Linked DNA regions of Homo sapiens: regions 1 and 3 are each linked to region 2. Evidence: chromatin loops called from intact Hi-C (ENCODE). Cell type or tissue: lower leg skin. All regions are shown on one strand. Region 1 overlaps METTL9 (methyltransferase 9, His-X-His N1(pi)-histidine). Region 2 has its middle 17 kb from the start of METTL9. Region 3 overlaps OTOA (otoancorin).

Region 1 (2,500 bases), 60 kb after region 2:
GCTTTTATGGTCTTACTCTAGCCACTATATTATTCTCATTTTGCTGATAGCATGATGTAAGTTACTTTGCATACCCTGGCAGGCAAATGTGCGTTACCCCACTGCCCCATTACAACATCAGAGGAAATAACTTTACTAAGGTGCTTTTCAAAATGAATGTCTCTAACTCAAATTTTGTCACGTTGTCCCTCCCAACTTATTTTAATTGTGCCATGATTTCCACAAACCATAAAGGTGATTCTTCCACTCAAGACTGAGGCACATGGTTTGGCTTCAGATCTTCAGGATGGCAGTCATCACACATCTCATGTTGAATGAAACAGACTCAGGATACAAGTTTAAAATAGAATTTTTTTTCTTGGCAAATTTGGAAGGTATTTTTCAGTTGCATTTTGTTGGGTTTTAGTATTTTGGTAATGACTATTAGTTATAGTTTCCTTACATTCTGACATCCTTCTTTGTAGCCAGTTGTCTTTTCAGTTTACCTTTATTTTTTTTTAAGACCTGATGATATATGTTCATTAACACTGCCATAGCTCCTGGAGTTGGATTTTCAGTGACTTCATTGAAAATTAAAACGTTTCTATGGCCTTTCATAGTTGGAAAGTACTCTTCTGTTTTCATAAGTGTTGTTATCTTTCTCCTGCAATAATAAATAAATAGAAAGCCATGTTTAAGGTTATGTAACCAATGAAGCCAACTGCCAAGGAACATGCAAACCACTGGGCCATCTTGGATTCTGGGTCCTAAGTGTCCATATGGTAATCTTAAAGGCCAGATTACCGTTTTCCCCATCCGTATTTAGAGTAGGATGTGGGAACTGAAAAATACTTTTTTTTTTTGTTTGGATGCTACTGTCAAAATCGTGGCTGGGAGCTTTACAATTCTCACTTCTAAGACTGCTTTCAGGCCACATACCTCGGCCTTGTTGTTGAAAACATGTCCCAGCCTCAGAAAGAAAAATGATTTGTAATTACTCAGCATGGCATCTTAGTAATTAGACCACCTATCTTTATGTATTCATATATACACTGTAGGATGAAACGACTACTTAGACAATATTCTTTCCTTGGCAAAAATCCTTTGTGAAAGTTAGATTTTTAGCGCTTGCTTTGGCAGCACATACACTAAAATTGGAACAATATAGAGAAGATTAGCATGGCCCCTGGGCAAGGATGACACACAAGTTCGTGAAGCGTTCCATATTTTTTTAAAAAGAAAACAATTAAAGTAAAAGTTGGACTTAAAAAAATCGCCTTATTTCAGTCTCCTGATGCATTTGCCCTCTTGGCTGCTGTTTAAGAGGAAAATATCTTTACTAGTTTATCAGTTCAGCTTATTTTGTGCTCGCTTTGGCAGCACTTACACTAAAATTGGAATGATACAGAGAAGATTAGCATGGCCCCTACACAAAGATGACATGCAAATTTGTGAAGCATTCCATAAATTTTAAAAAATAAATAAAAATAAATTAACCTTATTTTGTATACATTTTAGCTTATTTGAGCTATCTCATCATGCATCATGGAAACAAAGTATCTGTTCTATTGGCATTAAGATAATATTTTGTTTGAAGAACCTGTTTATATAAGACTTTAAAGGAATACTTTCAGGATGTATTATAGATATACATGTATTCTTTTCAGTTCAACTCCAGACACTGGAGAAATACTTGTTTTTTAATATCATTAGCTGCATCTTTTCTAATGTGAATTTATTTTTGCCTTATAAGTAACAAGTAATTTTTTTTCATAATTTGACCCACAAACATTTGCAGTATCTACTGAACGCCTACCACTGCATGCAGGATACTGTACAGAGTAGCTTTTAATCTATCCTTTTAAAGCATCATTGTCTGTATTGAAAACATTGCTCGTGTCTAATGTGTTTCTGAAAGTTTCCATGTCACTAAGATGCCAGCCTGGGGCTATTTAATATTGTATCAGATGTCTTTTGTTATGTATTTATTAAAACAGGTTCTATATAAAAATACATTCTTGTGAAAGTTCTCTTTCAGACTCTTCTGAAGGAAAACATGGTTCTTGACAGCTCCTTGGCAGCTTAGTTTTTTCAAACGTGCTTTATATCTGTATTTACATTTTTTTTTGACATTTTACACTTACAGATTGCTGATTTGTTTCCACATGTCTCTTATGGTATAGTTCTTGAGCAATTTCCTGAAAAATACGCCGAGCACTCTTCTTCTATAAAGACAAATGAGAAAAAAAAATTCTCTTTTGGGAATATAAGCGATGATAACGACGCATCATCAGAACTTTTCTTGCTCTATTGCCACCGGTCCCAAAAACTACCCCCTCCCCCAACACATATGTGCCTACAGTTAACTCTTTTGTATTTGAGAACTTTAAATATAATTTATGGTTGAGAACTGTCCAATTTAAGTCACAGTTTACCCCTTGAGATTATTTTGTCATTGAGTTTCTCAACAATAGGAAATAGTGTCTGCAGTTGAAAGTTACCTTGATATTCTGTTTAAACT
Region 2 (2,500 bases):
GACATCATCTCTACAAAAAATTAACAATTAGCTAGGTATTGTGGCATACACCTGTAATCCCAGTGACTCAGGACGCTGAAGTGGGAGGACTACCTGAGCCCAGGAGTTCAAGGTTGCAGTGAGCTATGATGATCATGTCACAGAACTCCAGCCTGGGTGACAGAGGAAGATCTAGTCAAAAAAATAATAATAATAAAAATAAAGGCAAAGTTTGTAATTAGGCTTTGTTTCCCTACCCAAATCTCATCTTGAATTGTAATCCCCATAATCCCCATGTGTCAAGGGCAGACTAGGTGGAGGTATTTGGATCATGAGGACAGTTTCCCCTATACGGTTCTCATGATAGTGAGTGAGTCTCAGGAGATCCGCTGGTTTTATAACCATCTGGCATTCCCTGTGCTTGCACTCACTCCATCCTGCTGCCCTGTGAAGAAGGTGCCTACTTCTCCTTTGCCTTCTGCCATGATTGTAAGTTTCCTAAGGCCTCCCCAGCAATGTGGAACTGTGAGTCAATTAAACTTTTTCCTTTATAAGTGACCCAGTCTCGGGTATTTCTTCATAGCAGTGTGAGACCCAACTAATACAGTTTGTATTCCATGGATGACTTGAAAAAACAAAATAAAAATGGGCAAAGATTTGAACAGACACTTCACCAAAGAAGATATACAAATGGAAAGTAAGTCCATGAAAAGATGCTCAACATTATTGGTCATTAGGAAAATGTAAATTAAAGCCCTAATGAGTCACCCGTACATAACAATTAGAATAGCTAAAATAAAAACTGAATACCAAGTGCTGACAAAGGATGTGGAGCATCCAGAACTCTCATACATTCTTGGTAGGAATTAAAATGATACATCTACTTTAAAAAACAGTTTGGCAGTTTCTTTTAAAGTTAAATATACAGCTGACATATGATCCAGAAATCCCACTGCTAGCTTTTTTCCCAAGAGAAACAAAAACTTATGGCCGGGCGTGGTGGCTCACGCCTGTATTCCCATTTGAGATCAGCCTGGCCAACACGGTGAAACCCTGTCTCTACTCAAAATACAAAAATTAGCCAGGCCTGGTGGCGCATGCCTGTAGTCCCAGCTACTAGGGAGGCTGAGGCAGGAGAACAGCTTGAACCTGCGAGGCAGAGGTTGCAGTGAGCCGAGATCGTGCCACTGCACTCCAGCCTGGGTGACAGAGCGAGTCTCCGTCTCAAAAACAAACAAACAAACTAACTAACTAACAAAAACAAATGGAACAGAATAGAGAGTCCAGACATATATGAAAAATTAATATGAAATGTGACTTTCTTTTAGGTTATCTCAACATATTATTTAAAAATAATTATTTTTGGGAGGCTGAGGTGAGCAGACCACGAGTTCAAGAGATCAAGACCATCCTGGCCAACATGGTGAAACCCCGTCTCTACTAAAAAATACAAAAATTAGCTGGGCGTGGTGGTGCATGCCCAGCTACTCTGGAGGCTGACGCAGGAGAATCGCTTGAACCCGGGAGGTGGAGGTTGCAGTGAGCTGAGATTGCGCCACTGCACTCCAGCCTGGCAACAGAGTGAGACTCTGTCTCTAAATAAATAAATAAATATCTCATTAAAAATAATTTTAAGACGTTTAAGGCCAGGCGCGGTGGCTCACGCCTGTAATCCCAGCACTTTGGGAGGCTGAGGTGGGTGGATCACGAGGTCAGGAGATCGAGACCATCCTGGCTAGCACGGTGAAACCCCGTCTCTACCAAAAATACAAAAAAATTAGCCGGGCGTGGCAGCGGGGGCCTGTAGTCCCAGCTACTCGGGAGGCTGAGGCAGGAGAATGGCGTGAACCTGGGAGGCGGAACTTGTAGTGAGCCGAGATTGCGCCACTGCACTCCAGCCTGGGCGACAGAGCTAGACTCCGTCTCAAAAAATAAATATATAAAAAATTAAAAAAAAGACGTTTAAGTACTTTTTAATTATATAAATTACATATTACTTTTGCTGAAGATTCTGAATCAGTATACCTGGGATAGCCAAGGAAGCTGCATTTTAACCAGCACCACAGGTGATCCTGACGCTAGTGATCTGAGGCCTGTTTTGAAAAACACTAATGCGCTGGCCAACATGGTGAAATCCCGTCTCTACTAAAAATACAAAAATTAGCTGGGTATGGTCGCGAGCGCCTGTAATCCCAGCTACTTGGGAGGCTGAGGCAGGAGAATCACTTGAACCCAGGAGGCAGACGTTGCAGTGAACCGAGATTGTGCCACTGTACTCCAGCCTGGGTGACAAGAGCTAAACTGCATTTCAAACCAAACCAAACGAAACCAAACCAAAAAAACCACTAAGGCGGCTGGGCACAAGAAGAATTGTCTTGGGCCGCACATAGAATACACTAACACTTGCTGGGCATGGTGACTCACGCCTGTAATCCCAGCACTTTGGGAGGCCAAGGTGGGCGGATCACCCGAGGTCGGGAGTTCGAGACCAGCCTGACCAACATGGAGAAACCGCGTCTCT
Region 3 (2,500 bases), 130 kb after region 2:
TTCTTTCTTTCTTTCTTTCTTTCTCTTTCTTTCTCTTTCTGTCTCTCTCTTTCTTTCTTCCCTCCTTCCTTCCTTTCTTTCTTCTCTTTCTCACTCTCTCTCTTTCTTTCTTTCCTCCTTCCCTCCCTCCCTCCCCCTCCCCCCCCCATCCCTTTCCCCTTCCCCTCTCCTCTCCTTTCTTGATGGAGTGTCGCTCTGTTGCCAGGCTGGAGTGCGGTAGCACGATCTTGGCTCACTGCAACCTCTGCCTCCCAGGTTCAAGCAATTCTCTGCCTCAGCCTCCTGAGTAGCTGGGACTACAGGTGCACGCCACCACGCCCAGCTATTTATTGTATTTGTAGTAGAGACGGGGTTTCACCATGTGGCCAGGATGATCTCATTCTCTTAACCTCGTGATCCGCCTGCCATGGCCTCTTAAAGTACTGGGACTACAGGCGTGAGCCACCACGCCCGGTCTGTGCACTTTATTTCTATTATTACATTGTAATATATAATGAAATAACTATAGAACTCACCATAATGTGAAATCAGTGGGAGCTCTGAGCTTGTTTTCCTGCAACTAGACGGTCCCATCTGGGGGTGATGAGAGACAGTGACAGATCATCAGGCATTAGATTCTCATAAAGAGCGCACAGACTAGGTCCCTTGCATGCACAGTGCACAATAGGGTTTGCTCTTAGGAGAATCTAATGCCGCTTCTGATCTGGCAGGAGGCAGAGCTCAGGCGGTAATGCTCACTGGCCTGCTGCTCACCTCCTGCTGTGGCTGGTTCCTAACAGGCCAGGGTCCCGGTGGTCCCCATCTGTGACCCGGAGTCTGGGGATCCCTGGATTTCGGAGCCCCACCCAGTCTCTGATTCAGGAGGTCCGGGAGCAGCCTGGCAATCTGCGTTTCTAACAAGTTCCCAGGTGTTGCAGATGCCGCTGGGTGTGCTCCACACTTTGGGAGCTGCCACTGTAGTCCACCCCTTCGTTTTACAGATGTGGAAACTGATTTCTAGGTAAGGCAGTTGCCGAACTTAGAGAACCCAGGCGCTTTGACAGTTGTTTCTTCTACTTCACTCTGCTGCCCCCCAGTGGCTATTTCAATATTGCCAGAAACCCGTTTTGTGCACCTGCCTGAAATGACTACGTTATTACGTAAATTCGGGTGTTAAAATATGAACCATTCTTGTTTTTTGTTACAGAGCTCATTGTATAGTAGGTGACTTTATCACATTCCTTACCGAAAGCAGCTGTAACGCACACTTTACTATCATTAGGCAGGCATATTGCAATAAAATAATTATTAAAATGATCATAGAAATGTGCAAAGAGGTGCAAGAGATAATTTTAAGAAGAGTAAATTGTGCTTCTGTTCATATTACAACTCTGTAAAAACTATGTAGTGTCTCTATATTTATAAAGGTATAAGAAATCTTGGAAGCATATACACCCAATTGCTAATCATGGTTATTTTTATGTGGTAGGATGTTCAGGAGACTTTTACTTTCTTGTACTGTGAAGAGTTATTTTTGGCTGGATGTGGTGGCTCATGCCTCTAATCCCAGCACTTTGGGAGGCTGAGGCATGTGGATTACATTAGGTCAGGAGTTTGAGACCAGCCTGGCCAACATGGTGAAACCCTGTCTCTACTAAAAATACAAACATTAGTGTGGTGGTGGGTGCCTGTAATCCCAGCTACTCAGAAGACTGAGGCAGGAGAATCGCTTGAACCCGGAAGGTGGAGGTTGCAGTGTTGCAGTGAGCCAAGACCACACCATTATACTCCAGCCTGGGTGACAAGAGCAAAACTCTGTCTTAAGAAAAAAAAAAAAGTTATTTTTACACAGATTATAAATTATCGTGAAAAGGCCCCTGGCTATTTAATGAAAGGAAAACAGCCTGTATATATGGATATAGAGTTCAAGGTCACCAGAGGACAACAGATGCTATAAGAGTGTGGTGTAGTTATAAAAGGAACATTTCTTTCTGACATGGATTAAGGTTGATTTAATAACAAATTAATATTTAAATGAAGTACAAAGGGAATTTTTGGCACATGAAAGCTAAGGCCAGAAGAGGTGTCCTCCGTGTGGTGTCTCACTGTCTGGGCATGGCAGGAGTCCCTTTCCTTCATCGTTTCTGAGCCCAAAAGCTTTGATGGAACAGGGTCAAGGGAGGTGCTGTGGAGTCCTAATAGCCCTGGATATGGTCAGAGGGAGCCACCGCCCTGCTTCCTGTCAACACTCATTCCAGTTTGCTCTCCTTCCAGCTCAAAGCAGAACTCCTGGACATTGCCATGGAGAACCAGACCCTCAATGAGACCCTGGGTTCTTTGTCGGATGCAGTTGTAGGTTTGACCTACAGCCAACTGGAATCCCTCTCCCCCGAGGCTGTGCACGGAGCCATCTCCACCCTCAACCAGGTCTCAGGTTGGGCCAAGAGCCAGGTCATCATCTTGTCTGCCAAATACTTGGCCCATGAGAAGGTCAGCTGGAGTTTTAAACTCTTTTTTATTC

The links. A loop is a pair of places that touch in the nucleus more often than their neighbours do. Peaks named below come from ENCODE experiments on the same cell type or tissue, not always from the same donor. Only the 100,000 strongest peaks of a DNase experiment are listed, where the experiment ranks them.
Region 1: a loop joins it to region 2, with 4 times the contacts of the local background. A loop is called at or near these places in 81 of 110 quality-filtered maps.
Region 3: a loop joins it to region 2, with 8 times the contacts of the local background. A loop is called at or near these places in 82 of 110 quality-filtered maps.

The regions. Positions count from the first base shown.
Region 1 is chr16:21,640,951-21,643,450 of GRCh38, forward strand. All of the region lies in intron 4 of METTL9 (methyltransferase 9, His-X-His N1(pi)-histidine), which reads left to right. IGSF6 (immunoglobulin superfamily member 6) reads right to left here. Exons shown (of 6, transcript NM_005849.4): 5 at 2,124-2,204; 6 at 1-643. The coding sequence ends at 584. It also overlaps the pseudogene RNU6-1005P and the pseudogene RNU6-196P. Among named protein-coding and RNA genes, the nearest start is that of IGSF6, 10 kb to the right of the region's middle. In lower leg skin, no CTCF peak of the experiment used is centred here; no DNase peak of the experiment used is centred here.
Region 2 is chr16:21,581,007-21,583,506 of GRCh38, forward strand. No RefSeq gene overlaps it. Among named protein-coding and RNA genes, the nearest start is that of METTL9, 17 kb to the right of the region's middle. In lower leg skin, no CTCF peak of the experiment used is centred here; no DNase peak of the experiment used is centred here.
Region 3 is chr16:21,707,635-21,710,134 of GRCh38, forward strand. OTOA (otoancorin) reads left to right here. Exons shown (of 29, transcript NM_144672.4): 13 at 2,254-2,469. Among named protein-coding and RNA genes, the nearest start is that of OTOA, 45 kb to the left of the region's middle. In lower leg skin, no CTCF peak of the experiment used is centred here; a DNase peak (open chromatin) is centred at 1,077.